7 separate regions of the Homo sapiens genome follow, and all the other regions are linked to region 2. Evidence: chromatin contacts called from ENCODE Hi-C or POLR2A ChIA-PET data. All regions are on one chromosome and are shown on one strand. The core of a region is the stretch at or near the end of the contact, and the rest is flanking DNA. Distances in the headings are between cores, read along the strand shown.

What was found. A loop is a pair of places that touch in the nucleus more often than their neighbours do. ChIA-PET counts read pairs that join two places held with the same protein, here RNA polymerase II (POLR2A). Pooled maps may share reads with other maps.
Region 1: a pooled map shows a loop between it and region 2 (8-fold over the local background). The contact joins the promoter of DNAJC17 here to the promoter of NDUFAF1 in region 2. A Hi-C loop is called at or near these places in 2 of 168 maps with a recorded cell type or tissue (B cell and CD8-positive, alpha-beta T cell), 1 of 37 single-sample maps with no recorded cell type and 10 of 50 pooled maps. POLR2A ChIA-PET finds 5 or more read pairs at or near these places in 3 of 52 experiments (CD4-positive, alpha-beta T cell, Panc1 and activated T-cell).
Region 3: a loop to region 2 is called in a pooled map, with 15 times the contacts of the local background. The contact joins the promoter of RAD51-AS1 here to the promoter of NDUFAF1 in region 2. A Hi-C loop is called at or near these places in 2 of 168 maps with a recorded cell type or tissue (CD4-positive, alpha-beta T cell and naive thymus-derived CD4-positive, alpha-beta T cell) and 9 of 50 pooled maps. POLR2A ChIA-PET finds 5 or more read pairs at or near these places in 1 of 52 experiments (PC-9).
Region 4: a loop to region 2 is called in a map with no recorded cell type, with 13 times the contacts of the local background. The contact joins the promoter of VPS39-DT here to the promoter of NDUFAF1 in region 2. A Hi-C loop is called at or near these places in 1 of 37 single-sample maps with no recorded cell type and 5 of 50 pooled maps.
Region 5: a pooled map shows a loop between it and region 2 (5-fold over the local background). The contact joins the promoter of RMDN3 here to the promoter of NDUFAF1 in region 2. A Hi-C loop is called at or near these places in 2 of 37 single-sample maps with no recorded cell type and 9 of 50 pooled maps. POLR2A ChIA-PET finds 5 or more read pairs at or near these places in 2 of 52 experiments (A549 and activated T-cell).
Region 6: a loop to region 2 is called in a pooled map, with 8 times the contacts of the local background. The contact joins the promoter of RPUSD2 here to the promoter of NDUFAF1 in region 2. A Hi-C loop is called at or near these places in 3 of 168 maps with a recorded cell type or tissue (CD4-positive, alpha-beta T cell and CD8-positive, alpha-beta T cell) and 15 of 50 pooled maps.
Region 7: a pooled map shows a loop between it and region 2 (8-fold over the local background). The contact joins the promoter of KNL1 here to the promoter of NDUFAF1 in region 2. A Hi-C loop is called at or near these places in 1 of 37 single-sample maps with no recorded cell type and 6 of 50 pooled maps. POLR2A ChIA-PET finds 5 or more read pairs at or near these places in 1 of 52 experiments (IMR-90).

The regions. Positions count from the first base shown.
Region 1 is chr15:40,805,495-40,809,555 of GRCh38, forward strand. DNAJC17 (DnaJ heat shock protein family (Hsp40) member C17) reads right to left here and starts at 1,979. Exons shown (of 11, transcript NM_018163.3): 1 at 1,875-1,979. The coding sequence starts at 1,952. It overlaps ZFYVE19 (zinc finger FYVE-type containing 19), which reads left to right and starts at 1,595. Exons shown (of 11, transcript NM_001077268.2): 1 at 1,595-2,374; 2 at 3,625-3,746; 3 at 3,914-3,964. The coding sequence starts at 2,096. RefSeq lists enhancers at 1,258-1,347, 1,808-1,857, 1,898-1,947, 2,578-2,627.
Region 2 is chr15:41,400,146-41,404,214 of GRCh38, forward strand. NDUFAF1 (NADH:ubiquinone oxidoreductase complex assembly factor 1) reads right to left here and starts at 2,351. Exons shown (of 5, transcript NM_016013.4): 1 at 1,999-2,351.
Region 3 is chr15:40,692,794-40,696,946 of GRCh38, forward strand. It overlaps RAD51-AS1 (RAD51 antisense RNA 1), which reads right to left and starts at 2,312. Exons shown (of 2, transcript NR_040058.1): 1 at 2,219-2,312; 2 at 941-2,002. It overlaps RAD51 (RAD51 recombinase), which reads left to right and starts at 2,381. Exons shown (of 10, transcript NM_002875.5): 1 at 2,381-2,632. RefSeq lists enhancers at 1,371-1,550, 1,433-2,030, 1,911-2,060, 2,531-2,590, 2,628-3,225 and 1 more.
Region 4 is chr15:42,206,093-42,210,255 of GRCh38, forward strand. VPS39-DT (VPS39 divergent transcript) reads left to right here and starts at 2,309. Exons shown (of 3, transcript XR_932181.3): 1 at 2,309-2,592; 2 at 2,672-2,825. VPS39 (VPS39 subunit of HOPS complex) reads right to left here and starts at 2,212. Exons shown (of 25, transcript NM_015289.5): 1 at 1,989-2,212. The coding sequence starts at 2,061.
Region 5 is chr15:40,752,964-40,757,009 of GRCh38, forward strand. RMDN3 (regulator of microtubule dynamics 3) reads right to left here and starts at 2,291. Exons shown (of 13, transcript NM_018145.3): 1 at 2,120-2,291; 2 at 1,634-1,827. The coding sequence starts at 1,820. RefSeq lists a silencer at 1,682-1,896 and enhancers at 2,012-2,221, 2,432-2,551, 2,642-2,751.
Region 6 is chr15:40,567,631-40,571,880 of GRCh38, forward strand. It overlaps RPUSD2 (RNA pseudouridine synthase domain containing 2), which reads left to right and starts at 1,669. Exons shown (of 3, transcript NM_152260.3): 1 at 1,669-2,313; 2 at 3,974-4,250. The coding sequence starts at 1,708. RefSeq lists enhancers at 1,611-1,940, 2,002-2,501, 2,251-2,300.
Region 7 is chr15:40,592,834-40,596,659 of GRCh38, forward strand. KNL1 (kinetochore scaffold 1) reads left to right here and starts at 1,416. Exons shown (of 26, transcript NM_144508.5): 1 at 1,416-1,559. It overlaps TRS-GCT4-2 (tRNA-Ser (anticodon GCT) 4-2), which reads right to left and starts at 1,073; the gene lies at 992-1,073. RefSeq lists a silencer at 966-1,015 and enhancers at 1,136-1,355, 1,576-1,895.

The sequences.
Region 1 (4,061 bases), core at 729-3,228, 600 kb before region 2:
TGAGATTGCGCCACTGCACTCCAGCCTGGGCGACAGAGCGAGACTCCGTCTCAAAAAATAATAATAGGCCGGGCACGGTGGCTCACGCTTGTAATCCCAGCACTTTGGGAGGCTGAGGTGGGCAGATCACGAGGTCAGGAGATCGAGACCACGGTGAAACCCCGTCTCTACTAAAAATAAAAATTATTAGCCGGGCATGGTGGCAGGCGCCTGTAGTCCCAGCTACTTGGAGAGGCTCAGGCAGGAGAATGGCGTGAACCCGAGAGGCGGAGGTTGCAGTAAGCCGAGATCGCGCCACTGCACTCCAGCCTGGGCCACAGAGCGAGACTCCGTCTCAAAAACAATAATAAAAAATAATAATAATAAAGAATTTAAAAAATAATAATTTGTAAACATAGAGCACTTAGAATACTATCCAGAAAAAAAAAATACTGTCTAGGACATAGTAAGCATTATACAGATGTTAGGAATTATTAATCCTAAAATATTGAAACACGAGAGAGGTGGAGCAGATGCTTTTGATGCTTCATAGACATCCCATGGCCATTTCTGATTTCAGCTGCGGCTGCAGGGGACAGATTTGTGCAGGTTGACAGCATTTCTCAAGGGCCCTCTGGGTCTCTCTGATTTTCTGCCCCAGAGCTTCCTCTTCTCAAAAGCTCACTCACCCCATGAGCAGGGCAGCCCAGAAGTACTGGGACATTAGTGGGCACTATTTTTTTTTCCTTTTTTTTTTTTTTTTTTGAGACAGTCTCGCTCTGTCGCCCAGACTGGAGTGCAGTGGTGCAATCTCAGCTCACTGCAACCTCCGCCTCCCGGGTTCCAGTGATTCTCCTGCCTCAGCCTCCCAAGTAGCTGGGACTACAGGTGTGTGCCACCACGCCCGGCTAATTTTTGTATTTTTAGTAGAGAAGGGGTTTCAGCATATTGGTCAGGCTGGTCTCGAACTTCTGACCACATGATCCGCCCGCCTCGGCCTCCCAAAGTGCTGAGATTACAGGCGTGAGCCACCGCGCCCGGCCTAGTAGACACTAATTTTCTTTCTTTCTTTCTTTTTTTGAGAAAGAGTCTTGCTCTGTCGCCCAGGATGGAGTGCAGTGGCGCGATCTCGGCTCAGTTGGGCACTAATTTTCATTTGATGAACGCCTCTCCTTCGTATATTGTTAAAACTACCACCATGATCCAGGGGGAGATAAAAGAAATCCTAAATCCAGCTTGATCAGTGTTTCACTCCCTGGCATCTTTATCACCACCTAAGGTAGCATGGACCTCTATACCATCTGCCTTAACCTTCTGATCCTCCTGCTTTTAGCCCACTAACTAGCACATGCTGAGAAGGGCATCAGCTACTTGAAAAGAGTCAATGGGCTTGAGTGGAAAAGAAAATAGAGACAGCAGGGTCATCGGTCACATTGGCAAGGGGGCATGAAAAGGGAGTGGAGAGGCTTTGAGATCTTACTTTTCTTTCGTTCTAGGCTCTTAGTGGAAGAATTAAATCAGCCTGCAGAAGAGACTGAAATGAGGCACCTCTTGTCACAGTCAAGGCAGAAGCGGAAACGGAGGCCGAGACTGCGCAGGCGCAGAGGAGGCTAGCGTTCCTTGCTGCCTCGCCCCGCGGCCTCTAGGAGACAGGGGCCACGGGGAGAGCACAGCCACCCGGCGCGAAGAGCCCTCTGTACCCCGCTTCCTCTTGAGGCCCTCGGACCGTCCAGGAAATGTCTGGGAGCCCGCCTGCGGAGGGCATAGCGCCGACCCTCGCTCCCCGCCCAGGACCCGAATGAACCTGGAGAGCGGATGCCAGCAGTGGCCGAGGCGCTAGGACAGGAAGGACCGCCAGACCTCTCAAGATCAGCCTTCCTCGCCACCGTTCTCACCTCTTTGTCCGCTGCCTTCTCCTCAATGCCTAGCAGCGCGTACAGGTCCATCTGTAAGAGCTCCTTGGTCACTGCCATGGTTCCGGCCTGACGGATTCGTACTACAACTCCCAAGAGTCTAAGCGCGCGTGAGGACTGCAGGCTCCGAGCGGCGCCTAGCCCTCTGGGAATTGTGTTCTGGGTCAGGCTTGACTGACTCTGAGGGAGGCCGGCAGTCGTGAATGAACTACGACTCCCAGCAGCCCCCGTTGCCGCCGCTGCCGTACGCTGGCTGCAGGAGAGCGTCCGGATTCCCTGCTCTAGGTCGCGGCGGGACAGTGCCAGTGGGCGTGTGGGGCGGGGCAGGGCAGGGAAGGGAAGGGCGGAGCTGGGGTGAGGGTCCAAGGGGCCCAGGACTTGGCCGGCGTGATCTCAGCTCTGCAGACCCTGCGGTGCTGGGAGCCACCATGGAGAGTAGGTGCTACGGCTGCGCTGTCAAGTTCACCCTCTTCAAGAAGGAGGCGAGTCTTCCCTCCCCGAGGGCTGCAGGGCCAGGGAGGAGAGGAGGGAAAAGCGCGGGACTTAACGTCCAAAGACTTGGTCTTACGGCTCCTTTCCAGCTGTGTGGTTTTGATGAAGTCATTGATCCTCAGTTTCCATTTCTGTAAAATGGGGCTAACATTCTCTCGCTTTCAGGGTTTATGTGAGGGTCCACTGAAGTGCTTTAGGTGAGAGTTCCCTATAAACTGTAAAGCGCGCTGCCGTCGTTTTTGCAAAGCTACTCTTTTCTGTCGGCCCAGTGTAGCATCTGGCGGTTTTCTTCTCTCCACCCTGCTCCTCCGAAGCGCGGTGTCCATCACACCAAGCCCGTTACTCCCTCTGCTCTGAAATCTTCCCCATCCCGCAGCCTGCCCTTCTCCAGGTCGCTGGAGTTAGATTACCACACTTCCTCCTGCTTCCGGGGCACCATGGTGAAGGCTGACTGTCCTGTCCCTATCACAGACCTGCCAGATTCCTCTGGTAAACTGCAGGTTCCCTCTGCCTCAGTTGTGGCCAGGGATTCTGACCAGGAGATGATGGGAACTAGATGGAGTAAATTAGTGTCACGCAGGAAGGCAGGACCGTGCAGCATTCACCAACCTGGATTTTGGAGTCAGCGTTCAAATCTGAGCTCTGCTGTCTTATTGAGGCGGTGACCTTGGTTTGGATAAGTTATGTAACCTCTCTGGCCCTCTCAAAATAAGGATAATCACGGTTGGCATCAAGATTAAGTAAAATAATGTGTGTAAATTGTAAGGAATAAATCACATGATGAATGTTAAGTACTGGGTTTAGTGCCTGGCACATAGTAAGTGCTTAATAAATGGAGGCTATTGTTAGCCCATCCTGAGCCAAGCCTCCCTCCATCTCTGCAAGAGCAGAGGAGGCATCGGCTCTGCCCTGTCTCTCTGATTCTCCTTTGTGGAAGAGTCAGTGGCCTGAAATACTGGGCTTTATCTATCTGTCTTCTACATCCCTGGGTCAGGGAATTGAAGACAGGGTAGAAAGCATGGGAATTTTGTATAAACCTTCATTTGGCTTGAATAAGGTACTGGAAACCGAGGAATTGCTTTACTCACCATCCCTAGGCCTTAGGGGCCCCACTCCTCTTCTTCCTCCCAGCAGCTGGTCATAACTTCAGTGACTTCTCTCTGTGTGTGCTTGGAGAGTCCCTGGGAGCAGCCTGCAGGGGCGGGTGAGAGGGGGATCTCCCGCTTCATGTTTCTTGTAGTACGGCTGTAAGAATTGTGGCAGGGCCTTCTGTTCAGGCTGCCTAAGCTTCAGTGCAGCAGTGCCTCGGACTGGGAACACCCAACAGAAAGTCTGCAAGCAATGCCATGAGGTCCTGACCAGGTAAGAGGCAGGCATGGGTGAAAGTTCAGCCAAGTATGGCAGTGGGCATCTGGCCAGCCCTCACAGCTTTGTACTCTGTCGCGAGAGTCAGCCGAGGAAGTGTTTGGAGTGGGGGGCACTGCCTGGTGGGATGGCAGGATTTATAACACTAGATTTCTTCTCTGTAGAGGGTCTTCTGCCAATGCCTCCAAGTGGTCACCACCTCAGAACTATAAGAAGTAAGTGCTGAAGAGAAAAAGACAAAGAGCATTGGGGAAAGGATAAGGGAGCCATAGGGAAAGACCCTGCCCCCATCTTCTAGATAAAATGAGCACA
Region 2 (4,069 bases), core at 1,101-3,600:
GGTGGATGACAAGGTCAGGAGTTTGAGGCCAGCCTGACCAACATGAAGAAACCCCATCTCTACTAAAAATACAAAATTAGCCCGGTGTGGTGGCGCACAACTGTAGTCCCAGCTACTTGGGAGGCTAAGGCAGGAGAATAGCTTGAACAGGAGGTGGAGGTTGTGGTGAGCCAAGATCACGCCATTGCACTCCAGCCTGGGCAACAAGAGCAAAATTCCATCTCAAAAAAAAAAAAAAAAAAATAGAGATGAGGTCTTGTTATGTTGCTCAGACGAGTCTCTAACTCCTGGGTTCAAGTGATCCTCCTGCCTCAGCCTCTGGAGTACCTGGGATTACAGGCGTGAGCCACTGCACCTGATGAATACCACTCCTAATACTTTTTTTTTTCTTTTTTGAGACAGAGTCTCACTCTGTCACCCAGGCTGGAGTGCAGTGGCACGATCTCGGCTCACTGCAAGCTCCGCCTCCCGGGTTCACGCCATTCTCCTGCCTCAGCCTCGCGAGTAGCTGGGACTACAGGCGCCCGCCACCATGCCCAGCTATTTTTTTTTTTTTTTTTTTTTTGGATTTTTAATAGAGACAGGGTTTCACCGTGTTAGCCAGGATGGTCTCGATCTCCTGACCACGTGATCCACCTGCCTTGTTCTCCCAAAGTACTGTGATTACAGGTGTGAGCCACCATGCCCAGCCTACTCCTAACACTTTCATATCACCCTGATATATATTATCTCATGCCATCCACACACAAATCCTATGAAACAAGTCAGATACGTATTTCCTTTCTGTAGGATACAGACACCAATAGGTAAAATGACATTATCAATACTTTTTTTTTTTTTTGAGACGGAGTCTTGCTCTGTCACCAGGCTAGAGATCTCCGCTCACTGCAATCTCCGCCTCCTGGGTTCAAGCGATTCTCTTGTCTCAGCCTCCTGAATAGCTGGGATTACAGGCGGGCGCCACCATGCCCGGCTAATTTTTGTTTTTGTTTTTGTTTTTTCAGTAGAGATGAGGTTCCACTATGTTGGCCAGAGTGGTCTCGAACTCCTGACCTCAGGTGATCCGCCTACATGGGCCTCCTAAAGTACTGGGATTACAGGCGTCAGCCACGGCGCCCAACCTTTTTTTTTTTTTTTTTTTTTGAGATGGAGTCTCGCTCTGTCACCCAGGCTGGAGTGCAATGGCACGACCCTGGCTCACTGCAACCTCCGCCTCCCGGGTTCAAGTGCTTCTCCTGCCTCTGCCTCCCGAGTGGCTGAAATTACAGGTGCCCGCCACCATGCCCAACTTTTTTTTTTTTTTTTTTAAGACAGAGTCCAGCTCTGTCCCCCAAGTTGGAGTGCAGTTGTGCGATCTCGGCTCATTGTAACCTCCACCTCCTGGTTTCAAGCAATTCTCTTGCCTCAGTCACTGGGATTACAGGCGTGCGCCACCACGCCCAGCTAATTTTTGTATTTTTAGTAGAGACAGGGTTTCACCATGTTGGCCAGGCTGGTCTCGAACTCCTGACCTCAAGTGATCCGCCCGCCTCGGCCTCCCAAAGTGCTGGGATTACAGGCGTGAGCCACCGCGCCCAGCCGACATTATCAATAAGGTTTGTTGATAAATCAAAACCATGTAAACAGTATGTTTTCACATGTATTATAAACGTTAAGGGAACCAGGAAAAATTAACAGTTGATCTGAGGTCCCGGAATTATGGATAATATTTAAATTCCCCCGCGCCGGTTGCACTTAAATGATTTTACCTCTACACATACCGAAATTTGAGAAACAAATGATAGCTCATAAAATGTTTTCCAAACCCTCCGTAGTGTTACTTCTCTAATAATATAACTTTAATTATAAATGCTTTGTTTCATTTTTTTTTTTCTACCAGTAAACAGAAAATCTAAACTATTAACTGGACAATACCGCCCTGAGGTTGACGGTGGGTTTTGACAACACAATCCACGCAGCTAGAAGTGAGTAGAATTAGTAAAGCTATCCATGCCTTACCATGTGCCAGAAACTGCTCTAAGTGTTTCACTGACGGCTCACAACAATCCTGAGAGAGGTACTATTATTATTTCAATTATAGAGACGAAGAAACTGACGTTCCAAGGCTAATTTACCCGAGGTCACACAGGTAGTGAGTGGCAAAATTCTTCCGCCTTGGCGTATACCTCCCGCACTCACGGCCTGGCCTCCGGAGGCTAGACGGTTCGCCGCGCTGGGGAGGCCCCCTCAACCCTCAAGTGCCAGGGCTCTGTCGCCTCCCCACACCCGGGACACACCAACCGCCGGCCTGCCGCCGCTTACCTCCCCGAGCCTATAGTGTACCTTCCGCCCAGAAGCCACTTTACCCGTATAGGTCCATCTGCTTTTCCCTTCCGATGCCAAACAAGGCGTCAGAACACCAAAGTTCCGGCCGAGTACAGAAGCCCAGGAAGGACAGCAAGGACCCCGTAGCCCAGCCAACTGAGGTTTTTGGAGGTTTTTGGTCCACTTGGTCGCCAGTTGTAAGGAAGCAGTGAGAATTCAGATAAGTTTTTCGCCTCTCCTTCCTGTATCCTTTCAGGCGGCAAACTCCATCCCTGCGTCTTTTTTTTTTTTTTTTTTTTTGAGACGGATTCTCGCTCTGTCGCCCAGGCTGGAGTGCAGTGGCGCGATCTCGGCTCACTACAACCTCTGCCTCCCAGATTCAAGCGATTCTCCTGCCTCAGCCTCCCGAGTAGCTGGGATTACAGGTGCGCGCCATCATGCCCGACTAATTTTTGTATTTTTAGTAGAGACGGGGTTTCACCATGTTAGCCGGGATGATCTCGATCTCCTGACCTCGTGATCCACCCGCCTCGGCCTCCCAAAGTGCTGAGATTACAGGCGCGAGCCACCAAGCCCGGCCCCCTGCGTCTTTCAAATAGAACCCAGTTATTGCTAACGCGCCTGTATCCCTTCCTTCCTTATCTGTCGCCTCGGTCCCCACAAGAACTGCCTGAGGCCTCAAAAGGCCGATTCTGCTGGAATTGCCCCCATGAATTCTTGAGGACCACCACGCACCTGGACAGCAGCCCCTCCTACCAGCCCTTCCCGAGTCTCGCCCCACACGGTCGCCAGTTGCTCAGGGCATCTGTTTGTACCTTGTGCACACCTCTCTTAAAGCACTTTTTTTTTTTGAGACGGAGTCTCACTCTGTTGCCCAGGCTGTAGTGCAGTGGCGCGATCTGCAACCTCCGACTCCTGGGTTGGAGCAATTCTCCTGCCTCAGCCTCCCAAGTAGCTGGGATTACAGGTGTGTGCCACCACACCCGGATAATTTTTGTATTTTTAGTAGAGATGGGGTTTCGCCATGTTGGCCAGGCTGGTCTCGAAATCCTGACCTCATGATCCACCCACCTCGGCCTCCCAAAGTGCTGGTATTACAGGCGTGAGCCACCATGCCCGGCCAAAGCACTTAAACATTGTTTGTTTTTGTTTTTTTTTCTTACTGCCAGGGAAGACAGAATCAACATTGTATCTTTCACTCACTTCTCACTTCCTTTGCCACGCTGTGAGCTTTCTTGGGTCCAGACTGCGCTGTTTTTCCTTTCCCCAGAATGTACCATAGCGGCGGGAATTTAGTGCTTAGTGTGAATTTGAGAGCATATAGTTCCGTAACACCTTTGTTCTCTAAGGTTCCGAAGGAGCTCACTAAATACACTAGCCCTTTCCATGTTTTCTCCTTCACTAGTTTCCGCGCCGCCTCCTCTTCCTCAAATTCGGCTTGGCTTCTCTAGACTCTACACTTGCCCCCTCAAACCTTACCTTTCTGCCCCCATCACTGACTCTTCTATTCTCTTCCCACAACCTTTAATGCGGGCTGTCTCTCCATGGCCCATCCTGCCTCTACCTCTTTTCTAGTTTCAAATATAAGTTATCGGCCGGGCGCGGTGGTTCACGCCTGTAATCCCAGCACTTTGGGAGGCCGAGGCGGGCGGATCACAAGGTCAGGAGATCGAGACCATCCTGGCTAACACGGTGAAACCCCGTCTCTACTAAAAATACAAAAAAATTGGCCGGGCGTGCTGGCGGGCGCCTGTAGTCCCAGCTA
Region 3 (4,153 bases), core at 1,062-3,561, 710 kb before region 2:
AAGGCCAACTTGAACAGAGCGAGATGCTGTCTCAAAAATAAAAAAATAAGGCCGGGTGCGGTGGTTCACACCTGTAATCCCAGCACTTTGGGAGGCCACGGTAGGTGGATCACCTGAGGTCAGGAGTTCGAGACCAGCCTGGCCAACATGGTGAAACCCTGTCTCTACTAAAAATACAAAAAATTAGCTGGGCGTGGTGGCAGGCGCCTGTAATCCCAGTTACTTGGGAGGCTGAGGCAGGAAGACTCGCTTGAATCTGGGAGGTGGGGTTGCAGTGAGCTGATACCACGTCCCTGCACTCCAGCCTGGGCAACAGAGCAAGACTCCATCTAAAATAAATAAATAAATAAATAAATAAAAATAAAAATAAATTGGTAAGTGGAGGGAAAATAGATCTAACCAAATGACTTGTCTTCTTAAAAACTTCAATGATTTCTTCAGTACCTAGAGACCAAAGCTCCTTACCTTTTTTTTTTTTTTTGAGACGGAGTCTTGCTCTGTTGCCCAGGCTGGAGTGCAGTGGCGTGATCTCGCTCACTGCAACCTCCACCTCCCGGGTTCAAGCACTTCTCTGCCTCAGCCTCCCAAAGAGCTGGGATTACAGGCATGCACCACCACGCCCGGCTAATTTTTGTAGTTTTAGTAGAGATGGGGTTTTGCCATCTTGGCCAGGCTGGTCTTGAACTCCTGACCTCGTGATCCGCCCACCTTGGCCTCCCAAAGTTCTGGGATTACAGGCTTGAGCCACCGCGCCTGGCCTCTCCTTACATGTTTTGTTGTTGTCGCTTGTCTTTTGAGACAAGGTCTCACTCTGTAGCCCAGGCTGGAGTGCAGTGGCCCATCATAGCTCACTGCAGCCTTGACGTCCTGAGCTCAAGCAGTCCTCCCACCTCAGCCTCCGGGATAGCTGAGACCACAGGCACAAGCCACCACGCCCAGCTTATTTTTTTTTTTTTTTTTTTTGAGATATGGGGTCCCACTATGTTGCCCAGGCTGGTCTCCAACTCCTGAGCTCAAGCGATCCTCCCCCACCTTGGCTTCCCAAAGTGCTGGGATTACAGGTGTGAGCCACCGTGCAGGCCTTATATGATCTTCATATCCTGAACTAAATGTAACCTTCCAGTTTCGGCACTTGCTCTGGCACTTTTCCTCCCTCGCCAGATAATACTAATCTTTAATCATGTAGTTCGTTTCCATGCCCATACTACCCTATTTGCTTATAATGTCTTCCACTTCGCCCAAGAATCCCTACTCAGCTAGCTTGTGGTGTTGTTTTGACACAGTCTCGCTCTGTCGCCCAGGCTGGAGTACAGCGGCGAGATCTCGGTTGGCTGCAACCTCCTCCTGAGTTCAAGCGATTCTCATGCCTCAGCCTTTCGAGTAGCTAGGATTACAGGCATGTGCCACAAAACCTGGCTAATTTTTGTATTTTTTACTAAAGACGAGGTTTCACCACGTTGGCCAGGTTTATCTCCAACCCCTGACCTCAGGTGATCCGCCTGCCTTGGCCTCCTAAACTGCTGGGATTACTGGCGTGAACCACCGCGCCCGGCCCTACTCAGCCTTTAAAACCGGAATCACGGGTCAAAACTTTCTGGTAAACCACGATACGGTTTAGGTTATGAAATTCAATGCCCCCTTCCTCTGAACTCCTGCAAATCTCCAGTAAAGCACCACAGATTGACGAATATTCCAGCCATTTCCCTCTCCCGTACGCTAGCTCCATTTCCCACTTCTATCCATCTTCTCGAGCTTCCTCAGCTCCTCCACCTCCATGAGGCCTGGAAAGCACCTTGCTCCAGGAATGCGAGTAGGAGGCTCAGAGCGACCAGAAGTGCCAAAAGCTGACATTCAGATACTGCCGAAACAAACCACAAGAGCGCTAGGGCCCCCGCTAATAGTCCAGCTGCGATGGTGAGAACTCGCGGACCCGCCGGCGATGCATGCCGGGAGATGTAGTCCCGGGCCGACGCATTACCTCTTGGGAGTCGTGGTCTTCGATCTGGTAAACAGAAGACGGCAACTCGGTTAAGTCTTCCCCCACCGCCCCCTGAAATCCCTCGCCCCACCCGCGAGGGACTGGGGTAGGAGTAGGGGCGTTGCCGTGGTTAGCCTCGAACTCCTAGGCTCAGACGATACTCTCGCCTCGGCCTCCCGAGCAGCTGGGACTACACGCGTGAGCCACCGCCCCCGGCATAAAGTTTGAATTAGTCCTTACGCAAAAAGGGAAGAGGGCAGTCTGTAAACTCGCGCAGGATCAAGCTCTCGAGCTCCCGTCTTGGGTTAGCGCGCAGGGCGGAAGCGGGGAGAAGGCGGATCCGGGAGGCGGGGATACGTTACGTCGACGCGGGCGTGACCCTGGGCGAGAGGGTTTGGCGGGAATTCTGAAAGCCGCTGGCGGACCGCGCGCAGCGGCCAGAGACCGAGCCCTAAGGAGAGTGCGGCGCTTCCCGAGGCGTGCAGCTGGGAACTGCAACTCATCTGGGTTGTGCGCAGAAGGCTGGGGCAAGCGAGTAGAGAAGTGGAGCGTAAGCCAGGGGCGTTGGGGGCCGTGCGGGTCGGGCGCGTGCCACGCCCGCGGGGTGAAGTCGGAGCGCGGGGCCTGCTGGAGAGAGGAGCGCTGCGGACCGAGGTGAGTGTGTGAGGCGCAGGCTGGGCCCTCCAGAGCCGCGGCTCGTCCTCGCCCACCTGCGTCCTGGCCGGTCCAGTGCTCAGCGGCAGTTGGGGCCTCCGCGCGCAGTGTGAAACCCGGACGTGGCAGGGCGTGTCCGCGCCCGACCGACCCTCAGCTGCTGGGGCGAAAACACAAGTGGACCTCAGTCTTTAGAACTAGGGGAGAAACATTAGAGCCTTTATAGGCAACACCTATTTTATGGGTTCGAGCGAGAAGTCCGAGATCAGAGCGGTGTAGCCACAGCTGTTTAATATCACAGCCAGGGCTTCCGGATTCCTGATCTGTCTTTCCATTACACCGTGCTTAGAAAGTACCAATCTCCGATTGCCAAAACAGTGTTTTCATCATCTAATGCGGAAAACCATTCACATGATGCCTAGAGAATGATCTGAAGTGAGGTTTGGTTTTCTTAAAACTTTTTTTTTGAGATGGAGTCTCGCTCTTCCGCCCAGGCTGGAGTGTAGTGGCGCGATCTCGGCTCACTGCAACCTCCGCCTCCCGGATTCAAGCGATTCTCCTACCTCAGCCTCCCGAGGAGCTGGGATTACAGGCCCCCACCACCACGCCGCCAGGCTGATTTTTGTATTTTTAGTAGAGACGGGGTTTCACCATGTTGGTCAGGCTGGTCTCGAACTTCTGACCTCAGGTTATCCACCCGCCTCTGCCTCCCAAAGTGCTGGGATTACAGCCGTGAGCCACAGCGCCTGGCCCCTGTTTTTTTGTTTGTTTGTTTGTTTTTAACTTCTAAAGCGCAATGTAATATACATGTAGAAAAATTCACATTCACAACTGTATACAACTCCGTGAATTATTACAAAATATACTGGCCGGGCGTCGTGTCTCACGTCTGTAGTCCCAGCACTTTGGGAAGTGGAGGCGGGAGGACGATTGAGCCCAAGAGTTCGAGAACAGCCTGGTCAAGATAGTGAGACCCGCATCTCTACAAATAGGAAAAATTAGCTAGGCATGGTGGCGTGCACCTGTAGGCCCAGCTATTCAGGAGGCTGAGAAGGGAGGATCTAGCCTGGGAGGTATAAGCTGCAGTGAGCTGTGATCAGGCCACTGCACTCCAACCTGGGCGATAGAGCAAGACAAAATGAATATACACCTATGTAATCACCACTTAATAGAATGGTCCTCAGAAGCCTTCCTGTGTAGTATTTAATATTTTCCCCTTTTTACAGTGGTAACTGCTATACTGGTTTCTAATGAGATGAACTAATGTTGCTTGTTTTTGAATTTTATATAAAAATACATCAGGAGTGTTGAGTGTTTCGTTGTTTCACATGCTTGCCAACACGATATTTTTCAGCCTTTTTGATTTTAACTATTCTGCTGGTTACACAGTAATGTCTTAATGTGATTTTAATTTTCCTGATTAATAATGATGTTGGACATCTGTTCATATGTTTTTGCCCATTTTGATATCTTCTGTGATGTGCTTGTTCAAATCTCTTGCCTATTTTTCTATTATCTTTT
Region 4 (4,163 bases), core at 1,059-3,558, 810 kb after region 2:
TTATACAACTTTGGAGTTTAGAAAGAAATCATCCTCATCATGTTCTCTCCTGATTTCTATTTCCCAGGAGACAGAGTATGTTGTCTCTAAGACATTTACACCTCAAATACTATTTGGCCCTGTGTGACCTGCCTCTGGAAGTTCCTGGACGAACTTTCCATCCAAAGGCACAATGTAGTTAAAAAGGGGTAATGACTAGAAAGAGCAATAATTACTGCTGCTCAAATCTGGAAATAAAGCACTTTTGAAGCAGGAGGCAGTTAATGGCCTCTTGTAACCTAATATGTACCTAAGCACCTTAGGAACCAAAGAGCATTTCTCCTGTTCGGTGGGTGATCAAGGAAGGCCAAAAGCTACCTATTGTTTCAAAACTGTGTTCCTGAAAACCACAGGTGCAAGGAATCTTTACTGTGACAAAGTGGAGTTGGTGAGAGTCTAGGAGCACTATGTGCTAATGGTCCAACAGGAGATCAGAGTCAAGGATTCTGACGAGCTAAGTCAAGTGTAGCCACAGCTGCATTAATCCCTTTCAGAAACATATGTCCTTAGCTGAGTTGGGTACCCCCTCATCCATGTTGCAATAATAGGCAGCATATGTCTCTAGTATTATAATCTGTTCACGTGTATTTGTCCCCCAGTGTGTGTCCTAGGAGCACAGGCACTGTTTCTTATTCATCATTGTATTACTGTCCCAAGCAAAGAGAATGGCCCGTGTAGCCACCTAATAAGTATATCTGATGAAGCAATGGGGGAATTAATCCTTTCATGCAGTGTCAGGTCTTTCATTTAAAAACTTTTTCTCCTCCTCTATTTAAATGTTTAATGAGAGCATTTAATGACAGAAATTGGTTTTCTTGAGATGTCTGGAGGAAGTAGGATTCTCCTCTTAACCCAAAGGACTAGAACTGCTTACTGTGGAGGTATGATTTTAAAGAGACCCAGAGCTGCTAAAGGAGGAAGGGTGCACATTAACATGAAAATTCTTCGTGAAAGAACCCTACAGAAGAAGTCATCAAGAACTCTGCAAGGATGACTCGGTGACACTGTGAACAGCTGACGCACATGGTATCAGACACCACCAAGATTCCATAAGGCCCATCATGGTTACCTATCTAGCTCAGTATAAGATCTGATTAAGGGATCTGAATCATCTTTTTATGGTCCTTGATTTCTAGGACCTAAACATTAAGAGGAAAGTTAGAAATGATTTCCTTGGTCTTTGGCGGCTGGTATCAAACCAGTCACTCACGGATAAGAGCACAATGTTCACCGTTATCCCTGAAACCTTCATTTGTATTTCAGAGCACACAAGAGATGTCTGTCCCGGCCTTCTGCACTAGTCAATCCCAAAAGGACTATGCTAGTTTTTATGGGTTAGGTTTCAAGACAGTCTGGAAACTCTTCCGCCTACAGTTAGGTAACTTGGACACTTTGGATATAAGGTAATCAACCGCTTGGCTAGATTCAAAGGTTAGCTAACTACATGAGTTCCCTACAGGAATGAGAAATGAACGAATGATCACTAAGGGGAAAAAAAAGCATATGGTGTTAACTTGTTCAATGCCCCCAAAACCAGGGTTGACTTTCATCTAGAAAACAACACAAACATCTGGACAACTTCAAGCCCCTGGCAGGCTGAGAACTTCTTACTGCTTTGACCCTCTAAAATGAAGTCTTCGTGGGAATCAAAATGGGCCAAAGCTGAGCACAACTAAAAAGGAAAGCTCATCCTCCCACTCTGCACAGAGAGCAAAAGCAAGGGGAACTCCCCTAAATGACTGGATCACTGGGATCACCCAAGTAGCCCCACAGACATCGATGTCTATAGCCGGTGGTCATCTCTCTGCCTTCTCTCATCCTAAGCCCCTCTCGTGTAGCATCCAACCGAAGCCCACACGGATGGACGCCTGTCCACTTCCCCGGCCTCAGAAAAGATCCGGACCGCTCCTGTGCTGACTCCGCCTCGGCCCCGCGGCCCCTCGGCTCACCCCAGGCAGCCAGACAGTCGATTTGCAGAGGCAGCTTTTCTAGGATCGGCACTGGCTCGAAAGCGTCGTGCATGGCGGCAAGGGGAGAGTTGCCACCGCCGTCTCGCCCAGAGTGTTCCGGGCCGGGCTGGGGTCCGGAACGAGTCTGGGCTAAGGGTAGACCGGGATCCGGCCAGGAACCCCCCGGCTACAGGCCCTTCAACAACACAGCCATCGTCAACCCCGGACTTCCTGCTAGTTAGGCCCGCCTCTTCCGCAGCCGAAGTCCCGCCCCTTCCTCCCGGTGCACTCTAAATGAATTGTTTTGTTGCTGAGTTGCCATCGTCACTCTGGACCCATAGCTACTCCATCCCGAGTAGCCATGGGCTTACCATAGAAGGAACAAACTCTTAATCTTAGAACTGCTTTAGGCAGTGGGCGTGATGGTTAAAAACTCGGCCTTTGGCGTCGACCTCAGACGGAGATCTACCAATTAGGAAATTAGCTGTGATTTAGAAAATTTAATATTTCGATGCCATACTTTCCTAATCTGCAAAATTTTTGTAAATACCTGTGACCTAGTGTCGTGAGCGCTTAGCAACACCTGACACCCACTAAGCTCTCAGTAAGTGGTAGCTTTAGTATTACCATTATATCCCAATTAGTACAAGCACCTTACCTTAATGCTTTCATGGTTGTTCTAGGCCAGTGGTTCTGAAAGTGGTTCTAGACCAGCAACAACAGCAGTAGCAGCAGCACCTGTGAACTTGTTAGAAATGCAAAGTTTCAGGCCCATTCCAGTTCTACTGAATCTGAAACTCGAAGGGAACAGCAACCTATGTTTTAATAAACCCCAAGGTGAGTCCATGCACTTAAAAGCTTGAGAACCACCATTTTAGGTTAGGGTTGTTCAGCGATAGCACTACCGGCATTTAGGACAGGATAATTTCTTGTTGGGGGAGGGGGCATGTTCTGTACAATGTAAGATGTTTAACAGCATCCCTAACTTCCACCCACCAAATGCCAGTTATCTTCCCCACAGAGGTATAAAAATGTCTCTTTTCCGTATGTCCTCTGGGAGGCAAAATTACCCTGAGAACCACCATTTGAGGCCAATGCTTTTCAAATTTAACGTGCATACAAATCACCTAGAGACATTGTTAAAATGCCTCTTTTGATTCAGTAGGACCAGAGTAAGACCCTCAGTTGAGCACCAAAAATCTCCCAGATGTTGCTGGTCCCTGGATCACATTTTGAGTAGCAAGAGTTTAGGCAAGAGATGATTCACTAACTCTTGGAAGTCAGTGAAATAAGCCTCCTTTTAATTTGATGACCACATTCCTACCAATTCAACTTTCCAAAGCTGTGTCTTACATCCTAATATTCCTTTAGGAAGGTGTCATGGCTTTTCCTCCTATAGGACCTGGGACCTGTACTGTCTGCGGTTACCTTAGTATTCCCCTTGAAGACTTAAAAAACAACAAAGTTTGGGCTGCAAGAATGATCTATATCTGGTCATTTCCCCCTAGGAAAACATCGTAGGTCAAAAAATTAAGCATTTGGGTTTAAAGCAAAAATGTAAAAGAAAAAGGGTAAGTCTGTGATATGAAGTCAAAAAAACTGGTCCTGGTCATTTTATTTTTACACAATATCAGTTTCTTCATATGTAAATTAGGAATACTTGTCCCATCTTTACCAAATGCTGTTCTGATAATCAAGTGAAAAGTACTTTCAAGTAGTCAAAAACATGAAAATTGCTACACAAATCCTGTGTTATAGCTGATTTTCACCATAGAAGCTGATCACCTTCTTAAAAATTTAGAATTACCAGCTGTTGTGCTGGAAGGTCTAGTACCTTTTCGTTCAGGCCCAAAACCCTAAGGTTTATATTGTTTTACAGATTACTGCAAAGCTATCAATTTCTTCTGAACCTAAGAAATGACACACTATATCTATTCCCAGTAATACAGAAAGCTGTAAGTAGAATTATCAGGGCCCAGGCTATAGAACTTGAACTATACACTCCCGCTTAACACAATGGGCTTTTTTTTTTCCTAGTCTCAAGTCAACATCAAAGCAGCCTAAAAAAATAATTTGACCAACTATCCTGCTGCATTACAACTATTATTCATCTGCTACGTTTTAATATGCAATAGCAGCATGCAACAATACCACCAGCTTTTGGCTAATGACTTA
Region 5 (4,046 bases), core at 1,041-3,540, 650 kb before region 2:
TCAAGAATGTAGTGCAAGAAAGATCCCTGGCAATGTGGCCACTTTCTTCTAATCTCAGAAGAAACACTACTGCGAAGCAATTACAAACAAAATACAAGGGAAGGAAGCACACTCCAATACTAGATTACCACAAGATTATAAAATGCTGACAATCATTTGCAATCTAAGCTGATAGCTCTTTGAAGACTCCAAAACTAACTTTTCCAAACCATCTAACATTGGCAATCAGAGAAAACACTCATTTCCAATTAGCATGGGAGTGAGATAATGTAAACGCTCCTCTTGGCCAGGTGTGGTGGCTCACGCCTGTAATCCCAGCACTTTAGGAGGCCGAGGCCAGGAGTTGGAGACCAGCCTGGCCAACATGGGGAAACCCCATCTTTACTAAAAATACAAAAATTAGCTGGGCATGGTGGCACGCACCTGTGATCCCAGCTACTCGGGAGGCTGAGGCACGAGAATCACTTGAACCCAGGGAGGCGGAGGTTGCAGTGAGCCAAGATCATGCCACTGCACTCCAGCCTGGGCAACAGAGCGAGACTCCATCTCAAAAAAAAGAAAAGAAAAGAAAAAAGAAAAGAAAAGAAAAAAAACACTCCTCTTGCACAAAGATGGTAGTAGTTTGAACCAGCCCTAGATCCTTTGCTCAAATGAATTGACAAATCTGCAAGAACTACTCATTTCAGCTGTACAGGCTGCCAGCCACATTCAGCTTCAATTGCATTAAGCGTGCTCCTAGCCCTATGCCGTAGAAAGTCCACTGGACCAGGTGACCAGGCCCAACCTTGCCACTTAATCTGTGACAGCCTCAGGAAAGTTATACCATCTTTTTGAATCTTGGTTTCCTCATAGGAGGGATAAAAAGAAAAAAAAACTTGAATGAGATAGTTGCCAAGTTGTCTTGATAGTTGCCAAGTTGTCTTCAAATTCTAATATATGATTTAATACATAAGCCTCAAGACTTTTAATCCCTACAAGATTATTCTTTTTGCCCTCTTTTGGACTCTTCCTCTACTTATTACACACCTCACCCAACACTAAGCAAGTGCCTTTAATACCCACATAGCACTATTGTGGCCAGAACTAAAAGTGAAAGTTAAACAGTCTTTTTGAAATATACTTTCTTGTGAGTACAGGCGAAAGAGTAGAGAAAACCACGACTGCTTTTTTTTTTTTTTTTTTTTTGAGACAGAGTCCCACTCTGTCACCCAGGCTGGAGTGCAGTGGCGCAACCTCAGCTCACTGCGGCCTCCGCCTACCAGGTTCAAGCGATTCTCGTGCCTCAGCCTCCCCAGTAGCTGGGACTACAGGCCGCGCCACCACGCCCGGCTAATTTTTGTATTTTTAGTAGAGATGGGGTTTCACCATGTTGACATCTGGTTGAACGTTGGCCAGGCTGGTCTTGAACTCCTGACCTCAGGTGATCCGCCCGCCTCGGCCTCCCAAAGTGCTGGGATTACAGGCGTGAGCCACCGCGCCCAGCCCGACGACTGCTTTTTCAACAAGCTTCCAAAAAAGTGAAACCCTAAAGCACTTCTCTCCGTTACCCTGTCCCACAGTCTCCACCGAAAGCAGCCCAGACCTCAGGCCCATTAGTCTGCAGTGACCGCGGTCTCAGGAGACGGGCTCCTACCGTGGCGTCCGGGATCTGAAGTCTGCGTATAGTCCAGGGAGTTGGGCAGGCTCTGGCTGCGGCCATGACGCTGGGTCCGTTTCCATCGCTGGCTGTAAAGGAGGCACAGGAATCCAAGGCCGGCGGCGGTACCCAGCAACAGTCCCAGCCCGGCACGGGCACCACCCAGGGCTCCCAGTCTAGACATGCTGCACCTGCGGCCAGCAGAAGTCACCGGGAGCAGGCAGGCGGGCGGGCGGGCGGGGGTAAGGAGAGAGAGAGATTCGTGAACCCGGTAAACCCACCCTCAAGGCTGAACCCCGGCAGGTATCCCCTTGCCCAAACCCTGAGCTCTCGACTACGTGCACCCCAGTCTGAACCCTAAGGCTTCCTCCAGCCTCCTGGGCCCCACTGCCTCTCTTCTCACCCAGCCTGGACGTAGCCGCCCCTCCAGTACACCCCCCGACCCGGGTCACAGAGTCCGGCTTCTGGGCCTTCAACCCCCACCTCAGCCTCACGACACTGCAGACCACAAACCCGGCGCCCTGGCTGCAAACTCCTGGCCTTCCGCCGCGGCCCCCGAAGGCGCTCTGGCCTGGCAGGAGATCCACTCAGACCCTTACCCGGCCGCCAGCCACCATGGCAGCAGCCGCCGCGGGCTCACGCTGTCAGTGACCGTGACGTCAGGCAGGCGGCGCCAGGTGCTCGGCGCCCTGCGGGAAGGCGCAGAGAGATGACCGCGCCGGCCCCGCCCCTTGTCTGTTTCCCTCAGGGGCGGGGCCACGGGCGCCGCCGGAGGGGCGGAGTCAGCACAGAGCGCGAAAGGAAAGCAAGAAGGGGCCCAAGACAGGGGAAAGGCGGGAAGGCAGGGAGACTTCTTGGGCGGACGCTCGCGCAGTCACCCTCACCGTCCGGCAGCCAGGCCTCCATTTCCCTCCGGTCACACCGGCTTAACTTGCTGCTCCCGGAATACGCTCAGCATATTCACACTTTCTACCTGCGCTTCTGCCTGGACCTCCCCTCTGTACCTGGAAAACGTCACGCTCTCCCCACATTTTATTTTTATTTTTATTTTGTAGAGACTGGGTCCCGCTCTCCTGGTCTCTCAAAGTGCGATCCGCCCGCCTCGGGCTCCCAAAGTGCGTGAGCCGCCGCACCCGGCCATAAATCTTAAACCTAACGTGCTGTCTTATAATTCTGTTTTACTCTTGTAATTGTATGCAACTTCTTATAATTGTGGCAACTAAAAAGACCGATTTTATGGACTATGATAACAATTTTATTGTGAACATTTCTTAAGAGTTAAAATTTAGTTTAGTGAAAGAAATATCTAGGCCAGTCCTCCCAATACCCTTGACTAGATCTTATATTTATTTACCCTTTAATTGTGAGATATTGTATACATATAAGAATACAGGAGGCCGGCCGTGGTGGCACGTGACTGTAGTCACAGATACTCTGGGGGCTGAGATGGGAGGATCACTTGAGCCCAGGTCGTCGAGGCTGCAGTGAGCCATGATCACTCTGGGCAACAGAAGTCAGGATATCGAGGCCACCCAGGCCAACCTGGCGAAACTCCGTCTCTACTAAAAGTACAAAAATTAGCTGGGCATGGTGGTGCACGCCTGTAATCCCAGCTACTCGGGAGGCTGAGGCAGGAGAATTGCTTGAACCCAGGAGGCAGAGGTTGCAGTGAGCCGAGATCTCGCCACTGTACTCCAGCTTGGGCAACAGAGTGAGGCCTCCTCTCAAAACAAATAAACAAAAACAACAACAACAAAAAATATATTTATATATATATAAAGTATATATATATATATACACTTTATTTTGGAGGAAATAAAAATTTCCTCTGGAAACCTTCCCAGATCACCACCTTGGTGAAATTAAGCTTTTCACCCTGCTTTGCTCCTGTGGCTCTATTGCCTCCATTATACTTTTTTTTTTTTTTTAGACGGAGTTTCGCTCTTTTCGCCCATGCTGGAATGCAGTGGTGCGATCTCGGCTCACTGCAACCTCCTCCCCCGCCCCTGGGTTCAAGCAATTCTCCTGCCTCAGCCTCCGGAGTAGCTGGAATTACAGGCTTGCACCCCCACGCCTGGCTACTTTTTGTATTTTCAGTAGATACCGGATTTCTACATGTTGGTCAGGCTGGTCTCGAACTCCTCACCTCAAGTAATCTGCTTGCCTCAGTCTCCCAAAGTGCTGGGATTACAGGCGTGAGCCACCGCACCAGACCCATTACACTCTGTTCTGTGATTATTTGCTTTCTACTCTGTCTACACCACTGGACTGCCCACTCTTCCAGGATGGGGTTCACTCCTGATTCATCCCAGGTCCCCTGTGCCTGGCACAGCTCTAATGCAAAAGCATCCATAAAAGCTGAATGGAGGAAGGAAGAAAAGAAGGCGTGACCGACAGCACGCCCTGCCAC
Region 6 (4,250 bases), core at 419-2,918, 830 kb before region 2:
ATTCTCCCACCCCAATCCTATGGAGCAAAGAGGCTAGCTAAGAATACATACTTTTCTTTTGGATAAGGTTCTGCTTTCACTGTAAATATCTTAATGAAATGATGCACTTGAGAGATGATGTCCCTCCTGTGAAGTAGTTTGGTTCTAACATACCCCACAATCAATGGAGAATTCTACCTCTTATTTCTGGAGGTAGTCAGGAATCAGACTTTTCAGCATATGGAGTTCTGCAGCTGTGGATACCTCAGCTGCAGTCCCTCAGTTAGTTTGGTGAGACTAATGACTTGAAGAAGGAATTTAGCTAAAAAAGATTTCCCTTTCTCCTCTCCAGAATACAAATGCCTAGGATAAGAATTAGACTGTCTTTTTTTTTTTTTTTTTTTTGGCAAACTAACATTGAAATGCCTCCTTATTTGGAAGAATCCCACTCTGGATACCAAAGAGGGTTAGATTCTTGGCCGGGCGCGGTGGCTTACGCCTGTAATCCCAGCACTCATAATATAAAAATTAGCCAGGCGTGGTGGTGCGTGCCTGTAGTCCCAGCCACTCAGGAGGCTGAGGCAGAAGAATGGCTTGAACTCAGGAGGCGGAGGTTGCAGTGAGGTGAAATCGCTCCACTGCACTCCAGCCTGGGCGACAGAGCAAGACTCCGTCTCAAAAAAAAAAAAAAAAAAAAAAAAAAAGAGGGTTAAATTCTTCCATCTCCAGGCACCCTGGAAGTGAGGGCTCAGAGCAATGAGGTTTGGCTGATGGAAGTCCTCCCCTGCAGGACTCTTAACCTTGGAAGAGGGACACAGAGACACAGGGAGATTTAGGGGTCTCCAAGGGGTGGCAGGGCTGCAGGAAAAAGAGTCCTTTGGCACAACATAGTTTCTTGTGTCTACTGCATCCCAACTGGGTTTCTTCCCTGACATGTCTGAAGCCAGGCTCTCAAAAGGCTTGGTTTCCCTTGATTTGGCCCTTTTTCTGAGCCTAGTCTCCAGTTGTCTTGTGAATTCTATGAGGCACTAATATACTTTCCATAATTCTATCTCTGATGAAATTAGCCAGAGTTGGTTTATTTTGCACTTAAGAACCCTCGCCATATATCCTCTGATCTATTTGCAGTTTTAATCTCAGGATGGAAGCATGTGGGAGGCGAATGGGGATCACTAATCCTTCTCATGCTGTTAGGGGGAAACACAGGTGTGAACACATTGCTTCTGGGGTGCTTGTGTGTGTTTTAAATACATATATAACAATCTTACTGAGATACAAGTCACATACTATAATATTGACCCTTTTAAAATATAGAATACAGTGGGTTTTAGTATATTCGCAGAGTTTAGCAATCTTTATTCTGGTTGTTAGTTTTTGTTTTGTCTTAAATAAAGCTCCTTTCAAGCGTTTCTTCAGACCCAAGGGACTACTCGGAATTTACACGACCTACTCCTGTCATGGCCTTTACACGGAGCAATTCCAAGGGTTTCCTTTATAAATAACGTCGTATCTCCCTAATAGGAAGACGTCTGAGTAAGGTCACTTTTGGTGAGACATTTACAGTCTCTCATCTCTAAGCTCACTCAATTCACCTAATTTAATTCGAGCAGCTCACTCATTCGCTCACTTATCGCAGACCCCGCCTCGGGACTGGGCCTCCCTGATTCGCTGGGGCCGAGTGACGTCCTCAGATCGCGACCCTGGGAGTGGAGTGGGGGCAGCGTGGTTATGTGGCTGGACCGCCGCGGATGGCTCAGGGTTCTTGGACATTGGCGCTACGACCTTAGGCGCCCTAGCTTTACCAGGACTTGGAGTGGCGATAAGGGCCCAATGGCAGAAACAGTGTCTACCCAGGTTGGGACAGAGGGCGGGCTGAGGGCTTCGCATCAGCAAAACGGTGACGCTGGTGGCGACGCGAAGGTTGAGCTGTCCCCCGGGCCCCCGAAGCCGGCTGGCCGGGAAGTGGAGCCGGCCCCAGTAGGCGGGGAGCATCCCTCGGCTGCAGCCCCAGGCCCGGGCAAGCATAAGAAGCGGCGGGGCGCAACCAGGGAGCGTGTCGTGCCGCCCCCGAAGAAGCGGCGGACCGGGGTGAGCTTCGGAGATGAGCACTTTGCAGAAACCAGTTATTACTTCGAGGGCGGCCTGCGTAAGGTGCGGCCCTATTACTTTGACTTCCGGACCTACTGCAAAGGTCGCTGGGTGGGCCACAGCTTGCTGCACGTCTTCAGTACCGAGTTCCGAGCTCAGCCCCTGGCCTACTATGAGGCCGCGGTCCGGGCGGGCCGCCTGCAACTCAACGAGAAGCCGGTGCAGGACCTCAACATCGTGCTCAAGGTGGAGTCCTGATGGGGCTGGCCAGAAGCGGGCGAGGAAAAGGGGCCGGGTTTTGTTTTGTTTTGTTTTGTTTTTTAGTCTTAGTAAAGCATAGGTACTGGATTAAAATCATGGCAATTCTAAAGCGTTCTCGCTTTCATTTGGAACACTATTTTAGCCCGTTTCCCACCTCCGCAAGTGGCCAGGGTGTCTGTGCTTCAGGACTCAGCCTGTTTATCCTCTTCCTCAAGGCAGCTTCCTTGTTTCCAAGGGACAGAAGTTGGAATTTTCATAATTCCTTTAAACACCGTCTTGTGGCAAGGGCACTGATCACTTTACCCTGCGTTGTAGATCTCTGTGCAAATAGTAATAATAGGGGCTATCATTTATGTCTCTTTACTGTGTGCTGGGCACAAAGTTAAACATTGTATGTCCACTAATTCTAATGACAGCCTTGTGAAGTAGGTATTGCCACTCCATTTTACCTCTGAGGAAACTAAGGAAACTCACAGGGGTAAGGCTATCAACAGTGCCACTACCAAAGCCTATGTTCCTATAACTACTACTTAAACTATTTAACATAGAGTTATGAGATGTCAGGGATAGAGACTAGAATTGTTTAGCCCAGTGCTTTGACTCCTTTAAAATTCCATCACATCTATGAGGTACCAGACACCCCTGTCAGAAGTAACACTGTTTACCTCTCAGTAACACTAGTTTACCATGGTTGTGAGTGGAGAAAAGGCGATTACAGCATTTGGGGAATGGATGGTTTTGGAGTAACTTGTTCCATTGATCAATCGATTTGCGTCAATATATCATACATTGACGAATTCCCTCTCCTATCCCAATTTCTAAAGCACAGATCTGGTCTAACCCTCACATTCCACAGGAAGCAGAGACCCAGAAAAGATAAATGACTTGCCCAAGAGCATGTAGCGAGCCTGTGGCAAATCCTGGTCTAGAGCCCATATCCCTGGACTTAAGCCTTAGTTTTGTTTGTTCAAGATCGTAATAAGTGATGATTTATGGAGGTTTTTTCCTCCATTAAAAAAATTTTACCTTGATTATTTATTTTTTTTTTTTTTGAGACAGAGTCTTGCTCTGTTGCCCAGGCTGGCGTGTAGTGGCGCGATCTCGGCTCACTGCAACCTCCGCCTCCCAGGTTCAAGCGATTCTCCTGCCTCAGTCTCCCAAGTAGCTGGGATTACAGGCATGTGCCACCACGCCTGCTAATTTTTGTATTTTTAGTAGAGACAGAGTTTGACCATGTTAGCCAGGATGGTCTTGATCTCGTGATCCACCCACCTCAGCCTCCCAAAGTGCTGGGATTAGAGGCGTGAGCCACTGCGCCCGGCTAAAAAATTTTACCTTTTAAATACCTTTATTGTAGAGAAAATACAATTAGCAAAGCCAAAAAACATTCATAATCTAACCACCCAGAGATAACACAGTTAACATTTTTGCATATGTCCTTCCAGTACTTTTTCAGTGCCAGCTATCTGCCTGTGTCTGTCTGTATTTTTACAAAATGAGATCACACTCTGCACACTGCTTTTTCAGCCCAAGATGTGCTTTCACCATTTTTCCATGTCAGTGAGGAACAGGGGAAGCTGGATATGAAGTTGACTGATTACAGGCTGCGGTCCCTAGGCTGACTTATTACCTATGTCTTTGACAGGACAATGATTTCTTGCGGAACACAGTGCACAGGCATGAGCCACCAGTCACAGCAGAGCCCATTCGCCTGCTAGCTGAGAACGAAGATGTGGTGGTTGTAGACAAGCCTTCCTCCATTCCCGTTCACCCCTGTGGCCGCTTCCGACACAACACAGTTATCTTCATCCTAGGCAAGGAGCACCAACTCAAGGAGCTACACCCCTTGCATCGGCTTGACCGCCTTACCTCAGGGGTGCTTATGTTTGCCAAGACAGCTGCAGTCTCTGAGAGAATTCACG
Region 7 (3,826 bases), core at 166-2,665, 810 kb before region 2:
AGGGTGACTCAATGTCCTGAGCCCAAGGAGGTATCAACATTCCCAACGGATTTGGATCTGTAACAGAAAGAAGCCACTGGAGCCAGCAGAGAATGGGGCCACTGCTTTCCATACTCAGTGCCCAAACCTTGCTGAAGCACCTGCCAGAGGCCGTGTTGTGGAGCATGGTGCAATGCAGACAGCCTTGTGGAGGAGACAATCTGTAAACCATGACTGCAAAAGATTGATAAATACTGATTATTAATCTACAGCACAGTGTAGGATTGATAAATACTAATTATTAATCTACAGCACAGATTAGAAGGGTGATTAAGCCAGCGTCTAGTAGATTTGGGTTACACTCTCCTTTCTTCAATTTAGAAGCTGTATAACCTCGGGCAAGCTAATCTTTCAGTCTCCTCATCTGTAAAATGGAGTAATAAAAATATTTGTCATGATCAAGGGTTATAGTGATGTAATTCATGTAAAACATGTGGTGCCTGTAGATAATAAATACCGGATAAAGTGTCTCATGGTAGCTTTTGAAGTGAAACCTGGTATCTCATAATCAGGACAGGTGTTAAAAACCCCAGAGTAACAGTCTACAATAATTGAAACTCCTCAGTTAGGAGCTGTGTTAAAGTTGGAACAGAGCAGCATTGGAACATATGGGATGGTAATAATTGTGGAATTCTATTCACTGTTGTTAACTCCATATAAAAAGAAATTAAATCCAGCATGATTTCTGATTCCTGGAAAGTCTCTTTCCCTCCCTTTTCTTTATCTGTGATGTCAGAACGTTCCAAATACTGTATTTCAACATTTCAGGCCTGAAACTGATGGTGCCAGATTAATTGAGTAATAAATAATAAGTATTCAAGTTTTTCCGCTCTGCAAATTTACTTTGGTTATTAAAAAATTTATTCTGCTCTGCAAATTTACTTTGGTTATTAAAAAATTTATTCTGCTCTGCAAATTTACTTTGGTTACAAGCAAAAGTAAGCCACCACATCGACGAGGATGGGATTCGAACCCACGCGTGCAGAGCACAATGGATTAGCAGTCCATCGCCTTAACCACTCGGCCACCTCGTCCCGGTAAGTTACTGTTTCCTGATTGCTATAGGGAGTAATATCAAGGGGCTGTGACGCAATGTTATGGAAGCCGCCATTTTGTACGGAAGCCAAAGTCCAATCACTTCCATAGCAAGCAATCGAAAGAAGATGGCCGCTCCCACGATTGTGGGGGAGGTCTCCACTGGGGAGGGGCAGAGGAAATTCGGTCGAAAAAGAGATAAAGCTGAAGGAAATAAAATTGGCACGGAGTCTGGGAAAGTAGTTTCCCTAAAGGAGTCTTAGAAATAGGGTTGGTCTGGAACCTAAGGGGCGGAGCCGACGCGTAGAGCCGCTTTGCGCGTGCGCATCACCTAGGCGGTTAGATTTGAATACTTCACTGAGGCGAGCCGGGCGTTGTGAGCGGACTGCTAGAGGCGGCTGTCTGTTTCCGCTCTAAGGAAACTCAGAGCGTGTGGACCCCAAACAAGTCTGCGCAAAATTTGTCGAGGAGGTTTGCCGCGGCAGGTAAAGAGAATGACTCTTTCGTTCTGGGCTTCAGGGAAGGCTTCGGGTTTTGTCTGGGCGCCCTGAAGTTCCTGCGGTGGGAGGTAGGGTACGCTCCCTCAGCCTGGCGGCCTCCGTTAGCGCCGGGCCGAGTAGACGCCCCTGCCCCGGGCCGGGCACACTGTGCCCTTTTTCCCCTCCTCGGCCTGTACGTTGTGCCGCCTCCCGCTTCCCTAACACTTCTCCGCCTGCACCTCGGCCCCTCCGGCCACCCGGCTCGGGTTGCTTGTCCGTCGCTCTCTTGGCGTCCTCTTCCGCCCCGCCCTGCCGTCCTCTGTCAGGGCTCGCGGACTCTTCTTGCACCCCTGCCGCTCTTCCCTAGGGACCTCTCGGCTGTTTGTATTTCTCACTTAAGCTTTTTTTGGCTCTAAATGAAGTGACAGCAATGAGTGATTTTAAAATTCTCAGCTCTTCGTGGTTTAAGGTGTCTGCTCGGAGTGCTGGCCGCACGTAACAGATTTTTCGTTTTCTGCAAGTATAATAACCTTAACAAATGAAGTCAATATTAGTACTGCGCAAATTAGTTTTTAAAAATCCTCTTCTGTTCATTATTCCTCAGGATTTAAGCCCTTATTCTTCACGTTTATTTAAATACTCAAGTTTGAGGGAGGAAAAAGTATTGCCGATTGGAATTTTACAGATAGGTTTAATAGGCATTAACAGATAAAGGATGTGGATGAAGACCAAAGCAGAAGCTTATTCCAGTCTAGATATTAAAATTGATGTTTTCACTTCCGTCGAATCCTGTAGATATTTATTGGGTTCCTTATCCTGTGATAGGGCCGGGGACAGATGATTCCCAAACCTAGAGGGGTTTACAAAGGGAAATAACTAATATACACAAATAACTAGAATACAAGACAGAATGTAAAAGATTATAGGACATTCTAAAGTGGTGTGGGAGCACGGAAAAGGGAGAGCTTATTTGATGCTTTTGGTGATGGATTTGTGGAGAAGACCGCATTTGAGGTGGACGTTGGTTGGAGAGATGATTTACAGATGGGAGTTAATATGTGGTAAAATTTTGGTAATTAAAGGTTAGGGTCAAAGCAGTATAATTCTTGACTTTGCGAATGGCTGGAAATCTTTACAAGATGATAAATACATGTAAATTGAATTAAAATGTTTGGAATGGTAGTATTAATGATGTGTTCGATGTTAAATAATAGACTGTAAAAGATACTGACTCTAGATATTGCCAGTAAAGCAGTGCTGTCCAACAGGGCTTCCTGTGAAAATGGTAATGTTTTATATGTGCACTCCAACATACTACCCATTAGCGACATGGGACTATGGAGCACTTGAAATGTCATTATTGTGACCAAAGAACTGATTATTAAATTTTATTTTATTTTCATTAATTTAAATGTAAATAACTACTATATTGGACAGCACAGGTCTAGAGTCTCTGTCATTTCACTCTTATCCTCCTACAATCCCGGAAAATACTAACTCTAGATATCGGTCGTATAAATGTAGGAGTGGGCAAAGAGCCAGATAGTAAATATTTCAGGCTTTGCAGGCTACATGGTCTTTGTCACATATTCTTTGTTTAGTTGTTATTGCTTGCCTTGTTTTCTACAATCCATTAAAAGGGTAAAAAAACACTCTTAGCTCAAAGGCTAATTGGGCTCAGTCGCTGTTTGAGGACCTACGGATTATTTAGAGTAGTGGTTCCCAAATTTTCTTGATGCATGGCACCCTGAGATCAAAGAAATACCTAACAGTCTATTTATTGAGTACAGTGGTTGGGTCCAAACATTAAGTATATATGTCCCAAACTTAGTAGCCATTTAAAAAAATACAGAAATTGAAGGAAAATATGATATTTTAAATTTTATTTATTTATTTATTCTTTTTTGTGAGACGGAGTCTCGCTCTGTCACCCAGGCTGGAGTGCAGTGGTGCTATCTTGGCTCACTGCAGCCTCCGCCTCCTGGGTTCAAATGATTCTCCTGCCTCAGCTTCCGCAGTAACTGGGATTATAGGCACCCGCCACCATGCGCAGCCAATTTTTATATTTTTAAGTAGACACGGGGTTTCACCACGTTGGCCAGGCTGGTCTCGAACTCTTGACCTCGGGATCCGCCTGCCTTGGCCTCCCAAAGTCCTGGGATTACAGGTGTGAGCCACTGTGCCTGGCCAAAATTTTATTATTAAATAATCACACTTACTGATTGGATATCTGTGCCTGTTGGACACTGCACAACTTCTGAAACTTTGGAATC